Linked DNA regions of Mus musculus: all the other regions are linked to region 3. A link is a loop called in an ENCODE intact Hi-C map of the cell type or tissue named here. Cell type or tissue: gastrocnemius. All regions are shown on one strand.

Region 1 (2,500 bases), 430 kb before region 3:
CACAGAGGCTTAAGGCTGATGTTGGTGTCCATGGATTTTGGACCCATCTCCGATGAGTCATTCCCAGCTTCGTGGAGGACACATATCACTTGGGGAACACATAAGAGTAAAATCTGTGCCTACCTCTTGTCCACTGCCTCCTGCAGTGCCTATTTTGTCTAAGGCAAGTGACTAACTGGGTTCTCTCTGGTTACATAAGCCATCAACATCCATAACATATATTTTATAATAATTTATTTTTTATTCACTTTATATCCCAATCACAGCTCCCCTCCTCTCTTTTCAGTCTCACTCTTACAAATCCCTCCCCCCATTGCTTCTTACCCCTTTCCTCAGAGATGGGGAGCCCCCCTTGGGTACCACTCTACCCTGGGACATCCAGTCCCAGCAGGACTAGGCACATCCTCTCCCAATGAGGCCCAACGGGGCAGCCCAGGTAGGGGAAGGGGATCCAATGGCAGGGAACAGAGACGGAGACTCCCCCCACTGCACTTGTTAGGGGGCCCATATGAAGACCAAGCTGAACATTTGCTACGAATGTGTGGGATGGTCTAGGCCAAGCCCCTGCCTGCTCCCTGGCTAGTGACAGTCTCTGTGAGTCCACATGGTCCCAGGTTAGTTGACTCTGTAGGTCTTCTCCAGCAGCATATTTTTAAAGGTGTATTTTATTTTTTACATTATGTGTGTGAGTTGCACGGGAGCAGGGGGCTGCACATGGTTGCAGGTGTCTGTGGAATCCAGAGACATTCGGTCCTCCTTGGAAATCTATAAAGTATATTTAACCTTAGACCATTATCATAATGCATAAGGACCTGGGCACTCCAGAAGGAATAAACAAAGAAAGGTCAAGTGTTGGAGAGAGTAAGGTTAAAGAAAAAAGAGAATTTTGTGGGTTTGTCACCCGGAAGCTGGATATCTGAACACGTGATTCTGAGGGTGACAGTAACCTTTGGAAACTAGAGGCCAAATCCCCACCCTTCCGGTAACAGTAACAGTGCTTGGTTCTCTGTGGTCACACGGGGTGAAGACTGACAGACGTGTTTGACTTAATGCTCTACGATGTCTTTGCAAAGTAACTGATTAAAAAAAAAAACTAATAAAATGAAAATTGAAATCTCAAAACAAAACAAAAATCCCTTGGAAGTCATAGAAAGCCCCTGTGCTTGGCCTCCTAGTGAACACAAGAGGGCGCTAGGCTCACATGATTCACTGGCTGCCTATGAACACACTAGACACATTACTTAAAAGGCATTTCTTAAACGTTGCACGTGCTGAACCAACAGATTGCTTCACACTGTAATCTCCACCCCTTGTGTAGTAACTGTCATCTCAGTTAATTTTATGGGTCTCAAAGGCTTGCCCGTCCATAGAATGAGGAATTATATACCTAAAAACAAAACCCAGAAGTTTTGTCAGGTATGAGGATCTGAAAGAAGAGTTGCAAAAGCAACTTTTTTCTGGTGAAACCTCCCAACAGCTTAAGAGGAAGGGGCTTTGGCGAAGATTTCAAGTGTTATAATTCTGTAGGACACACGCTGTCTGAGCTGGACATCGCTAACCCTTCTAACTCCCCAGCTGGTTCCAGACTCACAAAGCTCACTCCCATGATTCCTCAGCTTCTCACGGGGGCGGGGCTGTCTGTGTCAATGTCAAGGAGCATTGGGGGGGGGGGGGGGTCTAACTAATAATTCTGTTTTTTTGTGGTACAATAAAGAAGAAAATCGGATAAATAAACACATGGTGGTAGCTACAGTTCTTATTTTAGGAAAGTTATTAGACAGAGGAGTGTTACATACCATTCAGATTTTACATCGTTATCTGGAGAAGGCATTAAAATGAAAAGGGTAGAGCTGGGGAACAATGGAAATTAGGGTTTTGCCATGAGTTTGAGACGGGGGTTGTTTGTAGGAGTGGACACTGGCAATGAAGGACAGACAGGCCTGATTTGTTACACAGGAAGGATCAGAGATGAAGATGCTGGGTTAGGACCCACTGGCAAGGAGAACTTTGACATGGATGTACTCACTAAGAATAGAACATTAGTACTCTTCTAGTTGCTATGACAGGACACCTGACAAAAGCATCTTAAGGAAGGTGGGGTTTACAGTTTGAGGGCACAGTATATTCCAGCAGCGGCGGGGTGGGGGGCCAGTTGCTTGCATGGTACCTGGAGTCAGGAAGCAGCGATGGATGGGGGCACTCACCTTGCTTTCCCCAACCCCTGGTAGAATGGCACACACATCTAGGGTGGGTCTTCCCTCCTTGGTCAACCCCATCCTCACGGAATCACAGACTCACCTAGGATCTTGTCTCTTCAGTGGCTCAAGATCGTGTCAACTTGACAGTGAGTGTTAACCATCAGATGAGGTCAGCATAGAGAAAGAAGGTTTGAGGGACAGCCTTACGGGCCTAGAAAGTCTCAAGAGGGACAGGTGTATCCGATACCACACCACTGTCTAGGGAAGACAGCAATCCTAGTGTTACATACTGCAGAGAGAAA
Region 2 (2,500 bases), 180 kb before region 3:
ATGATAATAGAATGTGCACAGTAGCTGAATTGTGTTATCAAAACAACTCTGACTTCTGCCCAGAGCACATTAAAACCAAAGTCTGATTGTTAAGCCTTTGACTCGGATGTCTGTAGCAGTTCTATGAAACATTGCGTGTAATGATAGGGTAAAGAGATTTCTATAGAACGAATTTGGGAGGCCAGTGAGATCGGCTCGGCAGGCACAGGCACTTATTGTGTGAACCTGGCACTGGGTCCAGTCTCCAGGACCTATCTAAAAGATAGAAGGAAAGAGCCAACTCCCAGAGTTGACCTGTGTCACACCAGATAACCAACTGCACTGCTGAAGTTTTCACAAGTGGAGTGTTGAAGGTGAATCAGTAGTCTTTGGAGTCTACAAGTGACTGTCATTTTAAGCAACTCATTAAATATTGGTTCATTTTTTTTCCATGTTGTGGAGACACCAAGATGAACGCAGCATGAATCTCATTTCCATTTCTAAGCAGCTGGGTGGTGCGGCGATTCTTTAGTTCCTGTTTTGTTTTTTTTCCTTTTCAAGCGCTATCCACATCTGACCACAGGCTGGAGATGTAAGCAGGGATCTCGGCAGGGAAACAAACCCGAGAGGACACGTGGGATTTCAGCAATACTGACTGTGAAGTAGGCCTGCTCGAGAGGCCGCCCCAAAGGAGAAGGAAAATGACAAAAAAAAAAAAAAAATCCCACAAAATCGAGAATGTATCCCCAGAATCAGTACAGCCAGTTGTTTGAACATTCTTAAAGTATCTCGTGGTATAATTTCTGTTGACTTCAAGCTTTAATTTGGATCCACACCTACAGCTGACCCAAATGTCTCCTCTGTAGTCATCTTATTTGGATCAGGGAGAAGCATGAACAAAAATATGTTCCAGAACCATGTGCAAGCTCTGTAAGTCACTGCCCGTGTCTGGATGAAGGGCTTTCGGAATGTAGATGGTCAGGAGGTGCATGCTGCTATGTGAATCTTAAAACTCCCTGCTGGAGGGAGGAGGCTGCTACATTCCTCTCGTTCTGTCTCACACACTCTTCCTCCGAGTTTGTGTGTCTAGAACTTGGATGTTTCCATAAGGAAAACAGAACTGTGGTATTGTTTCGAGAAGAATTAAGTAAAGTTTAATCTTTCTGAACTCCTGACTTACTCCAGTACACAATGCCAATCGCTGCACCATTTGATGTGCATGTTTCAGCCCCTTTCATTCTAATTATCCTATTTCAAGTTTATGGTAAGTCACAGATGTTCTCCCAGTAGCAGGACCTTGTGCTAACCACAAACTGCACCTTCTCAGTACTCACAACCCCGATCTGCAAGGTATCGTTAAGGAATGAGTATCTTCAGTGTGGCAAAGGAGTAGTGTAGTTCCCTCCACAGGCCCTGTCGTAATAAAAGCCTCAGTGCAGCTTCTTCCTGCAGTTCACATCTTGATGCTAGGATGCTCCTGGTACTAACTAAACATTGGCAGTTCACATCCCAGACACCAGGGGTCAGGTACTAACTAAAGAGATGGAATGCAGTGTGCTTTTTGAGACACTAGGGGGAGCCTGGTATTAACTAAACAGCTTGCCATTCAACAGTCTCAGGAGGGTTCTTGTACTAAACAGATGGGGGTTCACTCTAGGTCATAAATACAATTACCTACTAAGTAGCAAGAATGCCTCAGCAATCCCCAAGCCTTCCAGTGCCTCTGGGGGCTTCCTGATGGAAAACTACACAAACTGAGTTTTTTAAATGTTAACTCCACTTAGGCTTCTGTTTTCCTCATATCCTATTTTTAATTACTTCCAATAAATCATTTGCTCAGCCTTCTAGCACTGTCTTCCTTTGTATTTGTCAGATTTATGATGCATTGTTTCAGTCTACCCTTAAAGAAGTCAAGCCAAAAATAGAGGTGAGGGCTACTTTGCTTCTTAATGTAGGCCTACTGTGCACACCACACACTCTCTCTGAGGGACTGTAGCTATTAGATACTGTCCTCACACCCTCGAGCTACCAGCCAGGGCTCTAAGTTGCTCTCGTGATCTTAGTTAGAAATACAGGCTACAGTGTTTGGTCAGAATTTATTCGAATGTCTTTATTTTTAATACCAACATCAGCATAAATCTATTTTTGCTAGTAGATCAAAGCTATTTTCACACGCTCTGTTTTCTATCTTGTATCGATCCTGCGAATCAGTGATTATCTTTGTTGGAAAACCTTATCAAATGTGTCTGCAAATCAAGATGGTCTAAAGTGCAAGCCAGTTTTTTGTTTGCTTGTTTTTGAAACTGGGTTTAGGGGATACAGTTGTCAGAAGTGACTCATTCGCTTCATTTGTGATGATTTTTTTTTAATCTTCCTCTGTTAGCCCACAGGACATGTTTTGGGGAAAATGATACTTGTAAATCTTCTATTTAACCATTTGTAAAATCTAAATCATACCCCACTCCCCACTCCCATTTCGATTCTCCAGCGGCTCCTTTTAGTTTGTTGTCTTGCCCTACTG
Region 3 (2,500 bases):
TATGTAGCCAGAGTAGAGCAACAACAGGAGCTGTAGGAGGAAGGGGAAGGAACCCACAACAGGGAGTCTAAAAGAAAAGGCGGAATATGACAAGCTGAGTGACATGCACAAGAAAGCAAAGAGTGGGGAAAAGTCTGAAAATAAGCTAAAAAGTGAAACAAAACAAAACCACAAAACAAACAAAACCTACTCACTGTATTGTCTTCTCCTTCAATTTTCATTCTACTTTAAATCTGTGATAACTTCAAAGGGGAGGCCTTTTGAAATTACCATCCCCAGGTATTTAAAACAATACTCAAGTATCAGTGGAAGCTAGCAACAAATGAACATTTTTAACTAAGCAGAATATGTCTCTTCTGGTATGTTACACTGAAAAACAAACAAACAAACAAACCAACAAGCGGGGCTGAGCATTCAAAGCGCTCACTTCTCTTCCAGGACTGAGGTGCAGTTCTCAGCACCCATATGCGGGACCTCACAACCACCTGTAAGCATGCTTTCATTGGCTCCAATGGCTTCTCCTAACCGCCATGGGCAACACGTGTATGTGGCACACAGGCATACACTCAGGCACACCCACACACATACAAAATACATCTTTTTTTTTTTTTTTTAAAGGAAAGGAAAGATGAATTTCAGGACAAAAGTAAAATTGTCTTAAAGTTTCTTTTAAAGAAAAAAAGAAGCAATTTAGAAGATAGGAACTACTCCAAATTGTTCATCATTATGTGGATGAATGTACCATGCAGAAAATTTGAGAAAGGTCTTTGAGTTATTCTATCATAATTAAGGGAGGCCATAAGTTACCTTCTCTCTGACTTGCTAAAATGCATTTTACTTTGTTTAAGTGAGCTCACATTCTGAAATGGCCAGAACAAGGTTAAATATTGTCAGAAAAGAAAATGTATAAATCTGACTTTATTATACTACAGAAGAATAATCAAACGGTCAAAGAGTATAGGTTTTTAACAGAAGACCACCTTTTCTCTGCACAAACATGAACACAGATTTAACTAAAAGAGGTGCTTTGCTATCTCTTCCTCTAAAAGTTTTTAAAAGGAGCCTAATCTGCTCTAAAAAGGTTTGGAGTTAGTATATTTCATACAAGAGTGATGATCTCCCCAGACCCTTCAACACAACTACCATCTGTGTACATCAAGCCTGCACTGCTCCTAAGATTAATGCCAGTAAAATCAGCTCTCTGGAAGCACTCATGAATCCAAGATTTCATGGTTAGTTAGCCCATGGAACTAGCAGTAGCCCAAAAAGTACACTGTTACTAAGTCTATGAGGAGAGGTATTTGGTGAGTGGAGTGGAGTGTGAGTTAGAGGAGAAGGCATCACACACACTGAGCTCCAGACTCGGTTCTCAATGCAGCCTCCTTAGCAGCCGCTCCAGCAGTTTGGCAAAGCGCCCAGGACGATTAGCAGCCAGAGCACGCAGAGCAGGGATCTGTTGAGATGAACTGCAAAGGCTCCCCCAAGTGGTCACAAATAAATGACAGCCACGTCTGGGCTAATCACTGCCCTGGCTTTGACTCCAACCAAAAATACTCTAGGTAAAGCTGGTGCCTATAATTAGACAAAAATGTAATCAAATACTAGTACCCCACACGAGAGTAGCGAGAGCATCATGATTTCAGATCCCATGTTTATGAACACAGCACTATTTTGGAAGGAAAAAAACTAACAGTAAAACAAAACTACAATAATTTTTCTCGATAGATTTTTCTGGGGATGACAGTTATCTCAAATAGATGAGTACTTTTCAAATCTGCTTGACCATCCCTAAATATCAGCATATCCTTTGTAACTACATTTACTTGAAGATCAGTTCTGATACAAATTTAGTTACATATCAAAAGAAATACATGGAAAATGAGAATTTATCAGCTTTACTACATACCCAACTTACAATTTACAAAAGTTCCCTTCTCACTAGTAATCCGCATTGACTGTACATGACATAAACAATACAATCAGGTCTTCCTACCTTTCTCTGTATTAATTTTATTAGTGTTTTAACTGTCTGACTAGCTTGAGCTCTGTATTGTTTGCAACTCACTCTCTCAGAAATGATTTGCGGATGTCACCCACTTCTGATAAAGCTCAGATGTCCAAAATGTGCAAAGCATTTAATTAAAACATCTGTTGTCTTCTGATAATCTTCCATTATTCAGAGGTAAAGCTCATATAGGTATGGTATATAGTCAAACAAGCAACACAATTTTAAAACATTATAAAACAGGTACCCAGGGTCTTGTGACTGTCTTTTTTGTTTTCAATCTCAAATTTAAAGGGAAAGGAGAGAAGCAGCCTGGGTAGCCTTCTGACACAATTTCAGCTTCAGGGGGAAAAAAAAAATGAGCTTAGGAAAAAAAGCAAATTGCTCCCTCAAATATTTTTTTTAAAAAAATTATAAAATCCAACAGTTTTCCTGAAGAGGAGAAAAAAGGATTGTCTTGTACAGAGCTATCAAACTTAACTCTAACAGCTTGAT

What was found. Peaks named below come from ENCODE experiments on the same cell type or tissue, not always from the same donor. Only the 100,000 strongest peaks of a DNase experiment are listed, where the experiment ranks them.
Region 1: a loop joins it to region 3, with 2.6 times the contacts of the local background. A loop is called at or near these places in 21 of 42 quality-filtered maps.
Region 2: a loop joins it to region 3, with 15 times the contacts of the local background. A loop is called at or near these places in 31 of 42 quality-filtered maps.

Annotation. Positions count from the first base shown.
Region 1 is chr6:50,544,307-50,546,806 of GRCm38, reverse strand. No RefSeq gene overlaps it. Among named protein-coding and RNA genes, the nearest start is that of Gm38806, 4.8 kb to the right of the region's middle. In gastrocnemius, a CTCF peak has its summit at 1,172 (motif pointing right); DNase peaks (open chromatin) are centred at 481, 1,188 and 1,613.
Region 2 is chr6:50,293,366-50,295,865 of GRCm38, reverse strand. It overlaps Osbpl3 (oxysterol binding protein-like 3), which reads left to right. Exons shown (of 24, transcript NM_001347213.1): 24 at 1-2,500. Among named protein-coding and RNA genes, the nearest start is that of Gsdme, 33 kb to the right of the region's middle. In gastrocnemius, a CTCF peak has its summit at 1,512 (motif pointing right); a DNase peak (open chromatin) is centred at 1,548.
Region 3 is chr6:50,111,917-50,114,416 of GRCm38, reverse strand. The region is part of intron 1 of Mpp6 (membrane protein, palmitoylated 6 (MAGUK p55 subfamily member 6)); the gene reads right to left. Among named protein-coding and RNA genes, the nearest start is that of Mpp6, 2.9 kb to the right of the region's middle. In gastrocnemius, a CTCF peak has its summit at 1,480 (motif pointing left); a DNase peak (open chromatin) is centred at 1,426; H3K4me3 peaks cover 1,320 bases; H3K27ac peaks cover 1,380 bases.